Linked DNA regions of Homo sapiens: region 2 is linked to region 1. A link is a loop called in an ENCODE intact Hi-C map of the cell type or tissue named here. Cell type or tissue: dorsolateral prefrontal cortex. All regions are shown on one strand.

Evidence for each region. Hi-C counts contacts between places; a loop is a spot of excess contacts. Peaks named below come from ENCODE experiments on the same cell type or tissue, not always from the same donor. Only the 100,000 strongest peaks of a DNase experiment are listed, where the experiment ranks them.
Region 2: it touches region 1 in a loop (4-fold over the local background); 6 of 110 quality-filtered maps call a loop at or near these places.

Annotation. Positions count from the first base shown.
Region 1 is chr7:117,672,169-117,676,168 of GRCh38, reverse strand. No RefSeq gene overlaps it. Among named protein-coding and RNA genes, the nearest start is that of CFTR-AS2, 27 kb to the right of the region's middle. RefSeq lists a cis regulatory region at 2,111-2,124 and an enhancer at 1,981-2,554. In dorsolateral prefrontal cortex, CTCF peaks have their summits at 1,927 and 2,134 (motif pointing right); a DNase peak (open chromatin) is centred at 2,648; H3K4me3 peaks cover 942 bases; H3K27ac peaks cover 1,786 bases.
Region 2 is chr7:118,152,065-118,156,064 of GRCh38, reverse strand. It overlaps LOC105375470 (a long non-coding RNA gene), which reads left to right. Exons shown (of 4, transcript XR_927904.3): 3 at 497-633; 4 at 2,746-4,000. Among named protein-coding and RNA genes, the nearest start is that of LSM8, 30 kb to the left of the region's middle. In dorsolateral prefrontal cortex, a CTCF peak has its summit at 2,308 (motif pointing right); no DNase peak of the experiment used is centred here.

The sequences.
Region 1 (4,000 bases):
ATAGCATTTCTTATCCCCTCAAGCCCCAGCTCTGTGTTGTAGTGGCTAAATTCCAGATGAGTGAAACTAAGAGGTCAGGGGCTCCCTTCCTGCCTGCAATCCCCCTTTGTCTTGATCTATTTTGTACTGCTATAACAGAATGCCACAGCTGGGGTAATTTATAAAGAACACACATTTGTTGGCTTACAGTTCTGGAGGCTGGGAAGTCCAGTATCAAGGGGTCAGCATCTGGTGAGGGTTTTTGTGCTGTGTCATCCCATGGCAGAAGGCAAAAGGGCCAAAAGAGAGCAAGAAAGAGAGAGAAGGGGGCCAAACTTGTCCTTTTATAATGAACTCACTGCCGTAATGGCATTAATCCATTCATGAAAGCAGAGCCCTCATAGCCTAATCACCTCTAAAAGGTTCCCCCCTTTTCTCTCTTGCCATCTCTGGGCCCTTCCACCCTCTGCTATAGGTTGACCTAGCAGGAATGCCTGTCAGATGCCCCAGAGGAGGTGACATCAGCAAAAATCATTACCTTAAACAAACTCTTGGAGATATTTTACAACATTGAAGTCACGAAGGATACAATGTTGGAAGCTGGTCCTAAATTAGAAAGGAGTATGACAACTTGCCCAGGCATAGAAAAGATGCTTTCTTCATATTGCAAGTTACATAACCAAAAGAAACCAAGTATTGCTCAAACTACTCTTGATAAGTAGTTTAAAAGAAACATTTTAATTCTCAGTGTTTCTAATGTTTTAAATTACTTACTAAATGTTTCACTATTTTTGTGTCCCTATTGTTTATAACCAACAGTAAGAAAGTTTTAAATTTTTAATATTTTTAAAGGTCATGGAACAATTTTTCCCCCATTAATTATTTAAATTATCTTGCATGGTGATTTTCATAGTGCCATATTAATGTGCAACATGAGGACTACCTATATTTGGGAAAAAACTGACAATGACGTTTATACATGGAGTGAATATTTGAGGATATTAAAGATGACTGTTTTTCTAGTTCTGGTAAAGGTAATATGGATCAGTTTCAAAAGAAAAAGAATGATAGAGAAAGCCGTGTCTTTTAGAGACACATAGAGCTAAAGTTATATGCTGTTTGGATTTGCACAAAATAATATAGGAGGGAAGCATGAGGGAGCATAGATGAAATAAGATTGACTGTGAGCTGATAACTATTGAAGTTCAGTGACAGGGGTGTGAAGTTTATTATACTCTATGTCTATTTTTGTATCTATTTGAAATTTTAAACAATTAAAATTTTAATCGACCAGAAAATGTAAAAGAATGTAATGGTCGTCTCAGGCTCACTTGGAATGTTTAACTTCTGTGGCTCAATAGCCTGTCAACATTGCTTGGTTCAAATGCAAATGCTTGGTGTGAGCTCCAAGCAGGAAGGAAGCTGTGTTTGTGTAAGGACACACTGGCTCCTGGTTTGGCTCCCCGAGGACACTGGAGTATCTGACCCAATTAGGAGATAAGAGAAAATAAAAATCAAATCATAATTTTTTCCTTACAAGAGGATTGCCTATGATGACAAATTTGCTCACACAACTTCTCTTTTAGAATATGAATAAGCCCATGGCACCTGCTGCCAATGAAAAGGCAAAGGAGAAGGGAGATAATTATATTTAAAATAGTCTTATTTTCAATTAGCTTATAGAACATTGACAAAAATTATGGCCAATCAATTGTGGCCAAATGTATTGATCCTTTCTTTTAATAAAACAGAGAAAGTTTATTTCTTTATATTATAATTTTTAGTAAATTATGACTTAAATTTCATAAGGATTAATTGCAAGGTAGATTTTTAAATTGCTTCTATAAGTATTTGTGTCAATATTTGTCAATTCAGTTTTGGTTTCATTTATCAGCACATCTGCCATTGCTGATAAAGATTGCTCCTTCTATTATTCCATCAGTGACAAAGGTGAATGGGAAAGAAGAGAGTTAAAGAGCAATTTGTGCCCCAAAACTATTCAGGCTTAATTTCTACTTTTCAAAATGGCTTAAAGATAAAATGTCTTTGAGATTCACTTACATTAGTATGTGAGGCTCTGTACTCATTTCTGTTGTTGGCACTGGCTGTCTTAACAATAAAACCAAATCTCCACAAGGTGGCAGTTTTTGAAGATACAATTGTACTTTGTGTACAGATTCTGTACTTCAATGAATAGAAGATGTATTGGAACTGAATCATAACTTTTGATCCAAGTAGCATTTTAGAATTAAGGCCAGCATTAGCATATTCACTTATAAAGTTGTTGACCACCTTTCATAATGTTCTTAACCATTTTACAACTAGAGAAACTGAAGCAGATTATTTCCCTGACGCCTTCACGGGACTTGAGACAGGGGTGCCTCATTTACCCATCCCGCCCCGTCTACCCCTTGTGGGAGGGAGCGTGCGAATGAATAAGTGCAGGAACCAGAACGAGCGAGTGCAGGAACCAGCCAACCGCTTTCAGGTGCCGGCAGTAGCAAACTCTGTGCGGGCCCAGCGGCGCAACCAGGTAGGAGTGCCTGAGAGCCTGAGGCCCAGAGGGTGTGTTGCAGTGCTCTTTCAGCTCTGCCGTCTGCGGAAGGCTTAAGTGTTAACAGCTCAGTGAGCTCTTTGCCTTTTCATGTGAGGCAGCTGCCCTCCACCAGCAAGGGCAAACAGCCAGTGTGACAGCCTTTTGTATCCATACTCGTGGCCTCCAAGCTCTTGTCTGGCGTCCAGAAAAAATGAGGTCACATGAACGAATTGAAGGATGGTAAATGAGGGATTTTATTGCTGATGAAAGTGGCTTTCAGTGGGAAATAGAGCTGAACAGGGGACAGGGCAGATAGGTAATCTTCCCCTGAAGTCTTGCCTTCTCCTCTCAGATTCTTCTCCAAAGTATGCTGTCAAGCTGTCGCTCTGAAGTCAAGCCACTTCTCTCCAATGTCCAGTTATAGTCCCATCTACCAACTGAGTCTGGGGTTTTTATAGGCAAAGGATGGGGGTGGAGCAGGCCACGGGTAGTTTAGAAAAAGGCAACATTCGAGTGGGAAAACAGGGATAGAAGTTCTCACTTTCGGTGGCAGTTTCAGGTTTTTCGGATTGAGGGTGGGGTTTCACCAGGGTCCCGCCCTTTTCTGCCTAGAATTTCTCTGCCCCCTGTCCCTATCAATACTGAGTGATTAAAGAGCAATTGAATATTCCCATTGTATGGAATTAAGGATAAACCCAAAATTTTGCCAAGACCTCTCCTTTCTCTGAGAAAGTACACAGGTATTGAGTCCCGGCTCCCTGTCAACTGACAATGACTTGGGTCTCTTAGCTCTACACACTGGGAACAGCTTCTAATTCCTAACCTAACAATTTGGAGTTCTCATGCTCCAATGTATTTGTCTTGCATTTGTAGGTTTTTTCACTGTATTTTTAAATAGGGAATTGTGATTGTCCACACCTGTTTTAACAGGTCAAACAGGTTTTTATATTGAGCTCTTTAAACCTCATTTTAAATTGTCTTCCACATAGTATTTGAGGTTCTTTCTTTAGTGAAGTACTAAAATATTTACCTTGGGGGTTTTATTAGCCTTTCACTCGAATAGGTAACAATTTCCCAACCATGGAAGGTCCCTGGTTACTGGAAGGAAGCATATTCATTTCAGGTTTTGGCTTTTTTTCCTCATAATGAAGATAAACAAAGTGAAACAACTAGGAAATAAATTAAGAAAGTGTGTGTCAGATAGGAGTGGGCATAGACAGGGACAAGTAAAGCCCCAAAATCAAGACTTCAATACAGAAAACAAATAAAAATAGAAAGTCTGTGGCTATAATAGTTTATTTTATTTTTTTAAATGGGAAAGAGGAAAGAAAATCTCATATGAGGAAAAATCAAGTGTAGGGATATATATAAGCTAATATATAAATGAAATGAATACCTGAAATGGTAAAAGGGACAGAAGCTAGAAATTTGTAATTTAAGGTACTTGCACTGATATGAAATGGAATATTGTTATTTAAAGGCACA
Region 2 (4,000 bases), 480 kb before region 1:
AAAAAAGAAAAAAAGGAGGGGGAGAAACGTGAAAGGAAAATAAATACTCGGGACTCCAACTCACTATGCCAAAAGAAAAAAATTAAGCTGAACACTGAGTCATGTAAGAAACTGCCCTTCCTTTTGTTTCTACATATATAGCTACAGACAAAAAGTTAAATATCTCCGTACATAGCAAAAAGAGAGGTCTGAAGCAGAGTGAGTTCATCCATGGATTGGGTTTTTTGTAAGATCAGCTCAAGTGAAGCAAAGAAAGGACTGGGAGTTGAAAGTATTTCAAAGGGGGAACTATATTGATTATGGGATCTGGGTTGAACAAGATGGGAAGTAATGGCAGGAGGGGACTGATGGATAAGAAAGTGGTGAGATGAAAGAGTTGAATGTCCCCACATCATTGAGAAACTATGTGGTTGTATGGAGTACTTGCATCAATGACCTGAATGCATAGGAAGTTGTAGAAGGAAAGTTAGATGTTATTATTTGAATTTTTTGAAAGGGTTGCTGCTTTTTAAGAGATGAAAAGATCCAAGGTGTGACACAGAATGGATGACTGGAGTGGAAAAAATGAAAATGTCATTGGAATATGGAAGTAAAGAAACTGAGAAGCTGAGAGTTTTTGCATCATCCAGTCAGGTATGGAAATCACCAAGGATAAAGGAAGGAACTGGGTTAGAATGGAAGACCTTTTGCCAGGAATGGAAGACTTCAGTAAATGAAGAGATTTGACTAGGATGTTGGCAGAAGATAGTGAGAAGGTCTAAGAAAGGGTGGTATATCCAGATGACATAAACATCAAAAGAACGGTGATTTTTGCAGGAGGGAAGGGGTGAAATAATTTGAAAGTAGCAATGGGAGAGAGCAAGGAATGCACCTACCTCCAATCCTGGCCCTGACATTCTCTCAGGGACCAGATAGGTTTCAACTAAGGTAAGGCAAGGAGATGATGGGAAAATGAGGGAAAGGGGACTGGACTGCTGAACACAGATGAGAGTCACATGAAACACTAGAAGGGTTTATTTAGGGAGGGGGAGAAGTGGAGAGAATAACAGTTTGTGGATTATGATTTTATGAGAAAAAGAAGGACTTAGAGAGGCTGGAACTTCTGCAGATTAGTGAGCTACACAGGGATGTGAAGCATGATTGGCTTGAACCTGGTAGTCTCATCTTGTCATCCTCTTAGTGGTGTGTGCAGCCTAAGGCATTAAATTATGGTGCAGCCTCTGGGCTAATAGTTACTCTCTCAACAGTGGAGAGTTCTACATAATTTGCCATAATTAGATACATTACCTTAGAGAAAGTGCTAAACCCTTCAAAATCCCAGTTGCTTAATCTATGCAATGAGGAACTGATCTAAATTTCCTAAACTTCTTTAGACATGTTAAGGATCTGACATTGAAAAAGTGAGGTTATGCCACTGGTAAGTTTGCAGTATTAAAAATAAATATTCATCTTTCAAATCAATGTATCAGGAGCTAATATTAGGAAGAAAGAGAACTATCTGAGTGTTTATGCATCTGCTGCATTTGACTTCAAACTGTGTTAATGATCTCAACAAAATAGGTAAGTGAAAGAACAATTCAGCATATTTTAGAGACATTTGGTTATGCCTTCCTGCTAAAGCAAATACATTTTGTAACTCATAAATATGAATTAATTTATGACCTCTCAAACGCTAAATAGTAAAGTTGAAATTGAATTGCCAACCTTATCTCGCACCTTCCTTCTATTCTGTTGGACCCCTATCCAACTGATGTATCAGTTCAGTCAATGCTGTAACCACACTAATAGCCTGCTGCACAAAACTGCCTATTTCAATCCAAATAGTGGAACAACTTTGGGCTGAATCCAACAATGAATCCTGCTCTCTGGGGAGCTTTTCTTTAGGTCTTCTTATTTCTCTGAGTTCTGTGTCTTGGCAGGTGTTTTGTTGAATGGTTTAGATTCTTCAGGGAGAGAGGTAACTGAGGGAAAAAGCAGGAAAGGCTGAGCTTGATTAGGAAAGGATATTGTATAAAATCAAAGGGGGATAATTTAGACATTACATCGGTATATATTCACTCATTTGCAAAAAAAAAAAAAATTATATATGGGAGGTAAAAGCCTGATACAGGTGAATTAATTTCACTAAGCAAAGAGTCAAAAATTGGAATATTTCAGCAGTTGAAAAATATATTTGCACATATATGAAAGGAGTTCTGAAGTTTCTTTATCTTATGACAGTGAATGTAATTTTGCATTTTTGTATTTGAGAAATACGGCTTGTTAGCTTATTTCATCCTAGATATTGTACCTGTAGTTTGGGTAATTAGCCACTAGATGGCAGGGCCGTGATGTGAATAAAGGTTACAAAACAATACATGGGTATTCTGTACTCTTAGATAATTTAAAAAGCCAACACGTGGAATTCCTCCCAACACAGTTTAAAAGTAGAAGATGAGCACATATTATGTATTAGGATATTTGCAAGCACTGGAGATGCAAATTACATGATCTCTGTCACCAAAGAGATGCTAGTTTTATAGCCAAAAATATGTATGCTATATTTGTGTTTCTTAAAGCACTATAATTAAATGTGATAAATGTTATTATAGATTTATTTATTTCAAAGTATAATGGGAACATAGGGACTGTTATAATGAATTTAGACTGCAACTTATCTTTAATTGTGGATAAAGTGGCAATATAAAATTACAGAAACATTTTCAAAAAACTAAAATTAACTCTAATTTTTTACTTCATATCCAGTGTTTCTCAATCGGGAAAGAATTTGCCTCCCAGAGGACATTTGGCAATGTCTGGAGCTACTTCTGTTTGTCACAATTAGGGTAAGGGTGCCACTGGCATCTAGTAGGGGGAGGTCTGGGATGCTGCTAAACAGCCTACAATGCACAAGACATGCTTCCACTATTAAAAAAAAATTATCTGGCCCAAAATGTCATAGTGCCAGGATATTATAAATATAGGCAAAGGTGTTCAGAGGTTTAAAACTGAACAAGAGGACATCAGTAAAAGTTCAGTGTTGCAGAATGGGTTAAGATTGGAACATGAAAACAAAAGTTTTTGTCCCAAGATCAGGAGCAGATGAGGTCTAGTGGTTGGAAAGCAAGACTGGAAATGACACCTTGGACTAAGGATATTTGGGCAAGCCCACATAACAGCATTTGAATATGCAACAGTTAGAGCTGGGACAATGAAAGCTTGATTTTGGTCTTGGCAAATAAGGGCTAGAGAGTGTGGAGCTGTGGCCAGAGTCAATTCTGTGGGGACAAGTAGAAAAGGGTTTGGATCTTAGCTTGTGCCTATACTAGCTGAGCAACTCATTTTACCTTGTAGGGTTTCCTTCCTTTAAGGTGGGAAAACTTGTTAAAAGGATTAGAAATGTATGTTAAATACCCAGGACATAAATGCTCAGTAAATGATATTGAACATTATTGAGATACTGTTGAAGCTCTAATTATACCTCTCTTTCCATGATTGTCTTTGCCCCCTTTTGGAAAATTAGTCAGGGTACAACTATATTGCATAACATGGAAAATAGAAAAACATATGAACTGTGGGATGGGAAAGGAAAAGTGAACGACAACAGACAAAACATTTGCAAGACATCCTTAGGCAAAATATTGAAAGCTGAGTCAGAATCACCAAGATCTCTGAACAACATTCCTCTGTTAGGAAGAGAAAGCAGATATTTCCATGAGAATGTGAGGGGGATGAGGAGAGTGGAGTATGCTGCTGTGATCAATTATCCAAACACAACCTGGTTAAATCCAACTCTCTGTGGCTCCTGCATCCACACAGCTGCATGTTATGCAGCACACAATGAGGCTGACTGCTTCCACTTGCACTCATGACCACTGTCCTCCAATGTCCTTAGTACTGTGCTGCAATGATGTTATATATCCCCAATCCATGCTCTCCTAGTTGATACTTCGTACTTTTTCAACCTCTTTGCAAACCTCCAACACCTCTTTTACCATAATCACTGTTAGCTAATGACCTT